Linked DNA regions of Homo sapiens: region 1 is linked to region 2. A link is a loop called in an ENCODE intact Hi-C map of the cell type or tissue named here. Cell type or tissue: natural killer cell. All regions are shown on one strand. Region 1 overlaps SND1 (staphylococcal nuclease and tudor domain containing 1). Region 2 overlaps SND1 (staphylococcal nuclease and tudor domain containing 1).

Region 1 (4,000 bases), 94 kb after region 2:
CCATGTTGCTCAGGCTGGTCTCGAACTCCTGGGCTCAAGCAGTTCTCCCACCTTGGCCTCCCAAAGTGCTGGGATTATATCATGAGCCACTGCACTGGCCTGGGTATTTTTTTAAATGTAGAGTTTGGAAGTAAATAGGTCTGAGGTAAAAAACTCAGCTCTACTATTAGATACTGTGTAATCATGGGCCTTAGTTTTTTTTGTTTTTTTGATTTTTGTTTTTCCAGCTGTAAGTTAGAGATAATAGTATATACCTCATAAGGATATTGTGAGGATTATAGGTGATACTGCATTTTAAATGTTTAGCATAGTGACTAAGACATAACAATCAAATACTAAAGTGAGCCCTAAGCCCTCCAGAGGGGAGCTGCTTACCATTGACCTAATTTTAAAATCTAATAGTTTCTTCCATCTTTCTCTGTCCTCTTTCCCACCTCTCTCTCACATGTCCAGCTATTTCTTTAAGCTCAAACTTGATTTTATATTCTGTTCTCTTTTTCTTCATCACACTCCCTGTGGCCAACTCATCCACTAATGTGATTGCTACCCAACAGATTCTTTTAAGGATGAATTTAGTAAGTAGTAGCTACCCAAGGTTTAATTTACAAAACAAAACAAAATGCCTCATTGGATTATGGTTGAGGACTCTGTGGTACTAGGGCATTTTATTGTTCCATTGGAGGCACTTTGGTTTGTATTAGTCTCCTCACATCACTTTTTCAGTTTTCATGACGGCAATTGCATTCATTTTCCCCCTAAGTATTGAATGTATACTGTTTCCTTAAGACAGTAATGATTGATAAGTACTTGCATACAGGTAGAAGTAATGGATATGCATGAGTAATGCTTAATGTTTCAGGAAGCTTAACACATATTTACCATTTAGTAGGCACACAATTTATTCTTTAATAAAAACAGTATATTGGATACCTTTCAAATCAAGAGGTGTGCTAGCCAGCTACTTCCCTGGGTATGCTAGCTATCTACTTTACCTGTTTATCTGAGGTGATGAAAAGGCACAGGGCTACCAAATTAGTGTTTTTGGAAATGTTTTTACTCTACCCCCACCTGAAAAGGCTTACTCAAAGCCATAGTCCATGGAGCTTTTAGAATGGCCCTTCCTGCTGTGATGCCTTAGTTAATTTTTCTGCCTTTAGTGAAAATGTGTTTTAAACAGGGAAACAAAAGGAACTTGGAAGGATTTAGCAAATATTGCGATCTTGGAGGTGAGTATGTATGGTAGGATTGGGAGATGTTTAAGAGCATTAGCTTCATAAAGGGAGGTGGACTGCCTTCTATCAGATTTCCATTGTTGGTTTTACATGGAGTCTTCTGACTTTCTAATATATCTGCTTACATATAAACTGGGATTCAGCAGACTGTTGCTTTATCTATTGTGTTTAAAATGTGGTTTATAAGCCATCACGCATTAGGTCAGTAGCAATGGGAACTATATTACAGTTCTCATACCATCCCTCTTCCTTCCCAATGAAAAAGGGATCATTTTGGCATTGACTACAAAATCACCTTTTCTTTTTTTTACACCAAGAAGCAACTAAACAATTCATTTATTCCTGTCACCACTTTTTCAGAAATTTCCCTCTGAAATGTTTATATTGCTTCTTGTGTCACTTAGCACCCTCTGCAGCTGTGGAAAGATCAGATCATTGAGTGAAGGTTAACCACAGAGTCTTTGTAGTGGCTTACTGTCTTTCAAAGCAAGAAACCAAAAATACCCCTTCCTTTCCAAAGAGAAGGAGAGAATTTCAAAGCCCTTAAACTTTTGCTGGACCTATTTATTGCTTGTACTAGAACTATGAATCATTAAGTTAAAAAATATTCTGGTTTCCAATTCTTAGGAAAAATGTCAACACTTTTTTTTTTTTTTTTTTTTTTTTTTTGAGATGGAGTCTCACTCTTCCGCCCAGGCTGGAGTGCAGTGGTCCTATCTCAGCTCACTGCAAGCTCTGCCTCCCAGGTTCACACCATTCTCCTGCCTCAACCTCCCGAGCAGCTGGGACTACAGGCGCCCGCCACCGCCCCCGGCTAATTTTTTTTTTTTTTTTTTTTTTTAAAGCAGAGACGGGGTTTCACCATGTTGGCCAGGATGGTCTCCATCTCCTGACCTCGTGATCCGCCCGCCTCGCCCTCCCAAAGAACACTTTTTTAAAAATGTATTTTTGTTTTCACTTAGTTTTGTAAGTGAGGTTTCTTTTTTTTTCTTCGTAGCACAGTTGGGGGTGTTTACTTGGCAAGCAGAGTCCAGGCAGGGAGGCCACGGGACCCCTGACAGGCACCTCCAAGGAGGATTTTCATAAGAGCAAACACTCAGGGACCAAGGCGAGTCCAAAGGGGCTGTGGAGAGGTTCCCTCGCTTCTGGCCATCAGCACAGCCAAGGCCCCACAACTAAAGGCTTTTATTGGGAAAGGGAAATTGACTGAAAAATGGCCTCCAACTTCCTCACTGCCTGAGACACTTGGACCTCCTCCACAAAGTTCAGGAAAGAAGGGCCCACCAAACTAGGTCCCCAGCAGTCTCAGGTGTAGAGGTCAAAGTCAATGCGTTTGGAGTTGTAGAACTGACCACGAAGGGGGTCCAGCTTCCGGCAGTAAACACCATCAGGAAAGTAGCCTTCGCTCACCCAGGTCTGCATCTGGTCGCTGGTGAAGGGCCCATGCAGCTCGGCATCCCCCGGGTTCTCCCACTTATATTCCCACATCACATCCACCAGACCATCTCCTGGCAACTCTGCTTCTCCTCTCTGGGTAGGGGTTGGGGTCTCCAGTTCCCCCTCTGCCACTTCCTCAGCGAACATGTCTAGGGAGTGTGGGGGTGTGGGATTGTGGGGTCCCTAGGGCCTGGCACCCCAAACCCTTCAGCCGCATGGCCAACTGTTCCCTCGTTTCCTGGTACATGCCAAGGTTTCCCTGGGCCACCATCTGGTCGGCCAATTCGGAGAGCCGGTCCGGGCACTGCGGGGAACTGGGTCACCCAGGCCCCTTGCTGCTCCCTTTGCCTCCTCCTCGGGCCCCCAGATGCCTCAGTGCCCTAGCCACTGTCTCTCTAGGCAATAGGAGCTCCAAAAGTCCCTCCAAGAAGGCTTGGGCACTCACTGGGGTCTGGCCCAAGCTGTCCTCCTCTTCCAAGTCTGAGGCCTGGCGTGGGGTCTCATTTCTAGAGCTTTTACCTGCAGAAGTTCTGTACTTTGTTTATGCAGTGCAGATCTAAAGCAGCTGCCACAATCTGGACCTTAGCAACACTGACATTGGGTTTGGTCCAGTTGCTAATGGACTCTAGGGAACAAAAACACCACTCTCCTGCTCCTGTGATGCCAGCTGGCTAGTATGTAGGCCATAAACCATAATGGACAGGTAGTGGAATTCCTCTTCCTGGACGTCTTTTTCCTTTCTGACCAATATGAAATAAAACTTATTTTGACCTTCTACCCTAAAAAGCAACATGTGCTGAAACAAGTATCTTCTGACAAATTTGTTCTTATCTAGAATGATTAGATTTGGTAGAAGAACGTAGTTATACTTCCAGTTAGCAGTGGCGTGGTATTTCTCTGAGTAGAATGATGGTCGTCTAGAATCTAGACTATTACTTCAGTTTCTTCCTCTGAACAAAACGTTGTTTATGTATACCTGCATTTACATAAACTACAGGGGATGTGAAAATGACTCTCTGGGGCTGCCTCTCTCCATTTTGGACCTTTCTAGACCTCATTGGTTTGGCTGGTTCTGCTTTCACTGTCAGAGCAGATCATTCCAGATGCCATTATGTAATTTTCTGTCTTGGGATATGTGTTTGCATGGGGGGGTGGTTTTGTTTTGTTGTTAAGTGATGTTTAATGTCAAGCCAATAATATGGATATGTAGGCTTGGTTTTGTCATAATGGCCACAAGTTAGCTTATTTATCCTTATTTCCCAGAGACACAGAGAGCCACCCTTCCCCACCCCTACTTAATGTCTACGTTTTGCAGGGGGCTCTTGTCATCA
Region 2 (4,000 bases):
CAGAATTCTGGTTTATATCATAATCTTTAGAGAACATTTAAACCGTATAAAAAGATTTCAGAAATAGATTTCAAGTGGTATATTGCTCTCCATATATACCTTAACTAGGACTTCTGGAAAGCATAGTTTTCATCACATCTCCATATGGTTTTCTAGGCCACCTACCTCTATCATCTTGGCCATCAAGTACAAAATTAGCATGCTGAAGAATTTTGAGTATTTTGCCTGCATCTCATTACAATTAAACTTCTCTGACTTCAGCTAAGTTAATCTTCCCCACATCCCAAAAGTTTCTTTTTGTGTGAGGGTTTTGGGGAGGACAGCATTTTCAAATATCTATATGTAAATTCCTTTATAAAGGAAACCCCAAGATTCAAAAGCTGTCTGTGGTTATCATTTTCTCAGTTACAGTTTGATAAATTCTTAGAATTTCAAGGTGTGAGAGCTGTGGTCAGCATGTCTTCAAGTATATTGGGGTATTTTACCCCCTCAGTTAGCTGAGAAAGTATCAACCAAGGGAAGAAAGCTATACAACACCAAAAAATGAATATGATGAGTATAGAAGGAGATTTACGGAGACTTTAAACACATAATCGTATACACACTGTTCTGTAACACTTGTCTCTTCTGTCTTTTCCTAGAAATGTTTGCTTTTGAAAACCTGAAAGTTGTTTGAACTTTTATTATCCATTGTTCGAAGCTAGCATTCATCTGATTTTATTATTGGTCATTTGGCCCCATTCTTTATACCCATCTTTCCTTGAAACCTGTTAAAATTAGATTCCTTCCTCTGCCAAAAGCAGTTTCTCTTATTTGCTCATAGCCCTTGATTTTTAAAGTTACCATTTTTTAGTTTTCCTTTGAAGGTGCATCTTCCGTATAGCAGTATGATTGTTACAGTATTTTCCAGAGGCTTCTACATTGGTACATTTTTGTTCAAAAAACTACTGGCTGTTTTTAAGCATGCTCAAGAACTGTATTCCAGAAATTAATTGATGTAAGATTAAATTGTAGGTCCTTCATATTGATGCTTGGAAATACCCGAGGCTCTCATTTATAATTATTCTAGTAATATGGTGGAAGGAGTTTTGGTGTGAGAGAAAGAGATCTAGATTTTCTTCCTTGATCTTCCATTTCCTTGCTTTGTGGGCACAGGTGAAAACATGGCCACACCGAGCTTGATTTTATATCTGTAAATGAAAAAGTTTACAGTAGACTAGGGGAACACATGGAAATGTCCTCAGGGCTCAGATTGATAACTTTATTAGTTTGCTAGGCCTACCATAACAAAATACCATAGACTCAATGGGTTATACAACAGAAATTTATTTTCTCACAGTTTCAGAGGCTGGAAGTCCAAAATCAAAGTGCCTCTTGTTGTCCCTTGGTCTCAGGTTTGGTTTCTTCTGAGACCTCTCTTATTGGTTTGCAGATGACTGCCCCCTTGCTGTCTCTTCATGTCCTCTCTGCACATGTACCCCCTACGTCTCTCTGTCCTAATCTCCCCTTATGGGAGCACCAGATTAGGACCCACTGTAATGGCCTCATTTAAATGTAATCACCTTTTTAAAGCCCCATCTCCAAATACAGTCACATTCTCAGGTACTTGCTTAGGGTTAGGTCTTCAACATATGGATTTTGGAGGAGCATAGTTCAGTCTATGACAGTTACCTAAACATAGTTGGCAGCTTAGTCTAGTAGAGAGAATACTTTGCCCTCATCTTTATCTCTGCAACTATGACTGAAACTCAAGTTTGTCTTGATATGTGATGCTGACTGTTATGGGTCTCAGAGTGTCTGAAGCAAGCTTGACACTCTTAAGTAACTTCTAAATTCAGTTAGTAGCTGTTACAGGTTTGTAAAATTCTCTGCATTTTATTTTTAAGGAATAATTGTAAAAGAAATTGTATATGCAATGGCATCATGTTTTGCTGTTTGGGACCATGCAGTCAAGCTGGCTAAATATGTAGGTAACTTCATCAAATGTACATAATCTGTATCAGGGTAGTCCACCTCTGAAAATTCTAAGGAAAGGATTTAAAGGAAGAGCCAAGCTTTGTGCCTAAAGATGTTTACTGTAACCTGGCCTCTCAGAAAAGGTAGAAACAGTCTAAATAGCCAGAAATAGGGGAATAGTGAGCACATTCAGGTGACAAAACTCCTAGAACTCATGTCACATAGAAATATGTAATGCTGTCATTCTAATCTGGAATAATTCTGGTATAAAATATATATAAATGTTACTTAAAATCAAGCATGTGAGGCTGGACATGTTGGTGCACACTTGTAGTCCTAGCTACTCGAGTTCTTTGCACTCAGAAATTCGAGACCAGTCTGAGTAACATAGTGAGACCTGTCTCATAAAATCAAGCATATGTGCACATCATATATATACATTCAGTCAAATTAATTTTTTTTGAGACAGAGTCTTGCTCTGTTGCCCAGGCTGGAGTGCAGTGGCAAAATCACAGCTCATTGCAGCCTTGATGTTCTGGGCTCAAGAGATACTCCTGCCTCAGCCTTTCAAGTAGTTAGGACTACGGGTGCACACTACCATGCCCAGCTAATTTTTTTATTTTTTGAAGAGATAGGGTCTCACTTTGTTGCCTAGGCTGGTCTCAAACTGAGCATGATTTTTGTTTCCATTTATTTCTATTAATAATAATATGATACTTGTTAAATTGATTTATTGATAATTGACAGCAGGTGATCTTTTTTTTAAGGAAAAACTTACGGACAAAAAAACCCAGGACTATTCTATTTACTAACTTAGTTTTTGGTATCATTCTTATTTTAAGTAGTTATGAGGATACTTTTTCTGCATTATGTTTCAGAAGCACTAGTATTCTAGAAAAGCGTAGGGCCAGGCAGACATGGTGGCTAATGCCTGTAATCTCAGTATTTGGGGAGACTGAGGGAGGAGGATTGCCTCAGCATAGTGAGACACTGTCTCTACTCAAGATTAAAACAAATCAGCTGGATGTGATGGTGCATGCTTGCAGTCCCAGCTACTTTGGAGGCTGAGGTGGTTGCAGTGAGCTATGACTGAGCCACTGCACTCCAGCTGGGGTGACAGAGCAAGACCCTGTCGCAAAAAAAAAAAAAACAAAAAAACAAAAAAACAAAAAACCCAAGAGAAAGAAAAGCATAAATTGAAACCTACTGACATACATTGCTGATTCCTATTAATTTCAAATAATGATACAATTTTTTATGGGATAGTATGTAATTCTAAACTGAATATTAGCGATTTCATAAGAGCAAACTGAAGGTTGCCATTGACTTTTTACTTATTGATAATAAAAAACACTTTTTGTTTCTTTTGCCATAGGAGCTATCACCTACCCTGTGGCCATTCCCACACATTATGTGTACTTCCACTTCCACATCTCTTTTGGTTAGCTCCACTGAGTAGGTACAGTGTGTGTGTGAATGCGAAGTATTTTAATAGTGCAATTTGGCTTTTCATGGTCCTTAACTCTGGAAGGAACTCCATGCTCATTAAGTTTGTGGTGTTGCTGTATTGCAGATGCTGCTGAAGGCTTCCTCTGCCCTAGGCTGCCATCTTTAGTTTGCCTGCATAGAGTAGAGTAACAAAACCAAACCAAATCAGAACTTTGACACCGATGTGGCAGGCTGTGCTTATTATCAGAATATCTTTTAATGTTTGTGTATTTGAGTTTTCGTTGAGCTGATTTTCAGAAATGCTGTCTTTTTAAATTTCCCATTTGCATTTCTGTGTCAAAGTAAAGGATTTGGAATCTGAAAAAGAATAATGTCTAACTTGGTACCAAATAATGTTTCCAGGACTGGTTTGAAGGATCAGATGTGAGTTTTTCAAATTGGAACCTTTTCTAATGGGCCCCTGGGAAATGTCTTAGCTAAATTGCAACAGTGACTGGTGAAGTCGATCGAGGTAAATTGCTCCCATTGCTGAGGGTTCAGAAACCAGGCAGTGGAAGCTAAAATTTCAGGGGAAATCGGGCGGAACTATTGCAGA

The links. A loop is a pair of places that touch in the nucleus more often than their neighbours do. Peaks named below come from ENCODE experiments on the same cell type or tissue, not always from the same donor. Only the 100,000 strongest peaks of a DNase experiment are listed, where the experiment ranks them.
Region 1: it touches region 2 in a loop (2.9-fold over the local background); 1 of 110 quality-filtered maps calls a loop at or near these places.

The regions. Positions count from the first base shown.
Region 1 is chr7:127,855,310-127,859,309 of GRCh38, forward strand. All of the region lies in intron 12 of SND1 (staphylococcal nuclease and tudor domain containing 1), which reads left to right. It also overlaps the pseudogene LOC100196944. Among named protein-coding and RNA genes, the nearest start is that of SND1-IT1, 140 kb to the right of the region's middle. In natural killer cell, no CTCF peak of the experiment used is centred here; a DNase peak (open chromatin) is centred at 1,672.
Region 2 is chr7:127,760,947-127,764,946 of GRCh38, forward strand. All of the region lies in intron 10 of SND1 (staphylococcal nuclease and tudor domain containing 1), which reads left to right. Among named protein-coding and RNA genes, the nearest start is that of SND1, 110 kb to the left of the region's middle. In natural killer cell, no CTCF peak of the experiment used is centred here; no DNase peak of the experiment used is centred here; H3K27ac peaks cover 857 bases.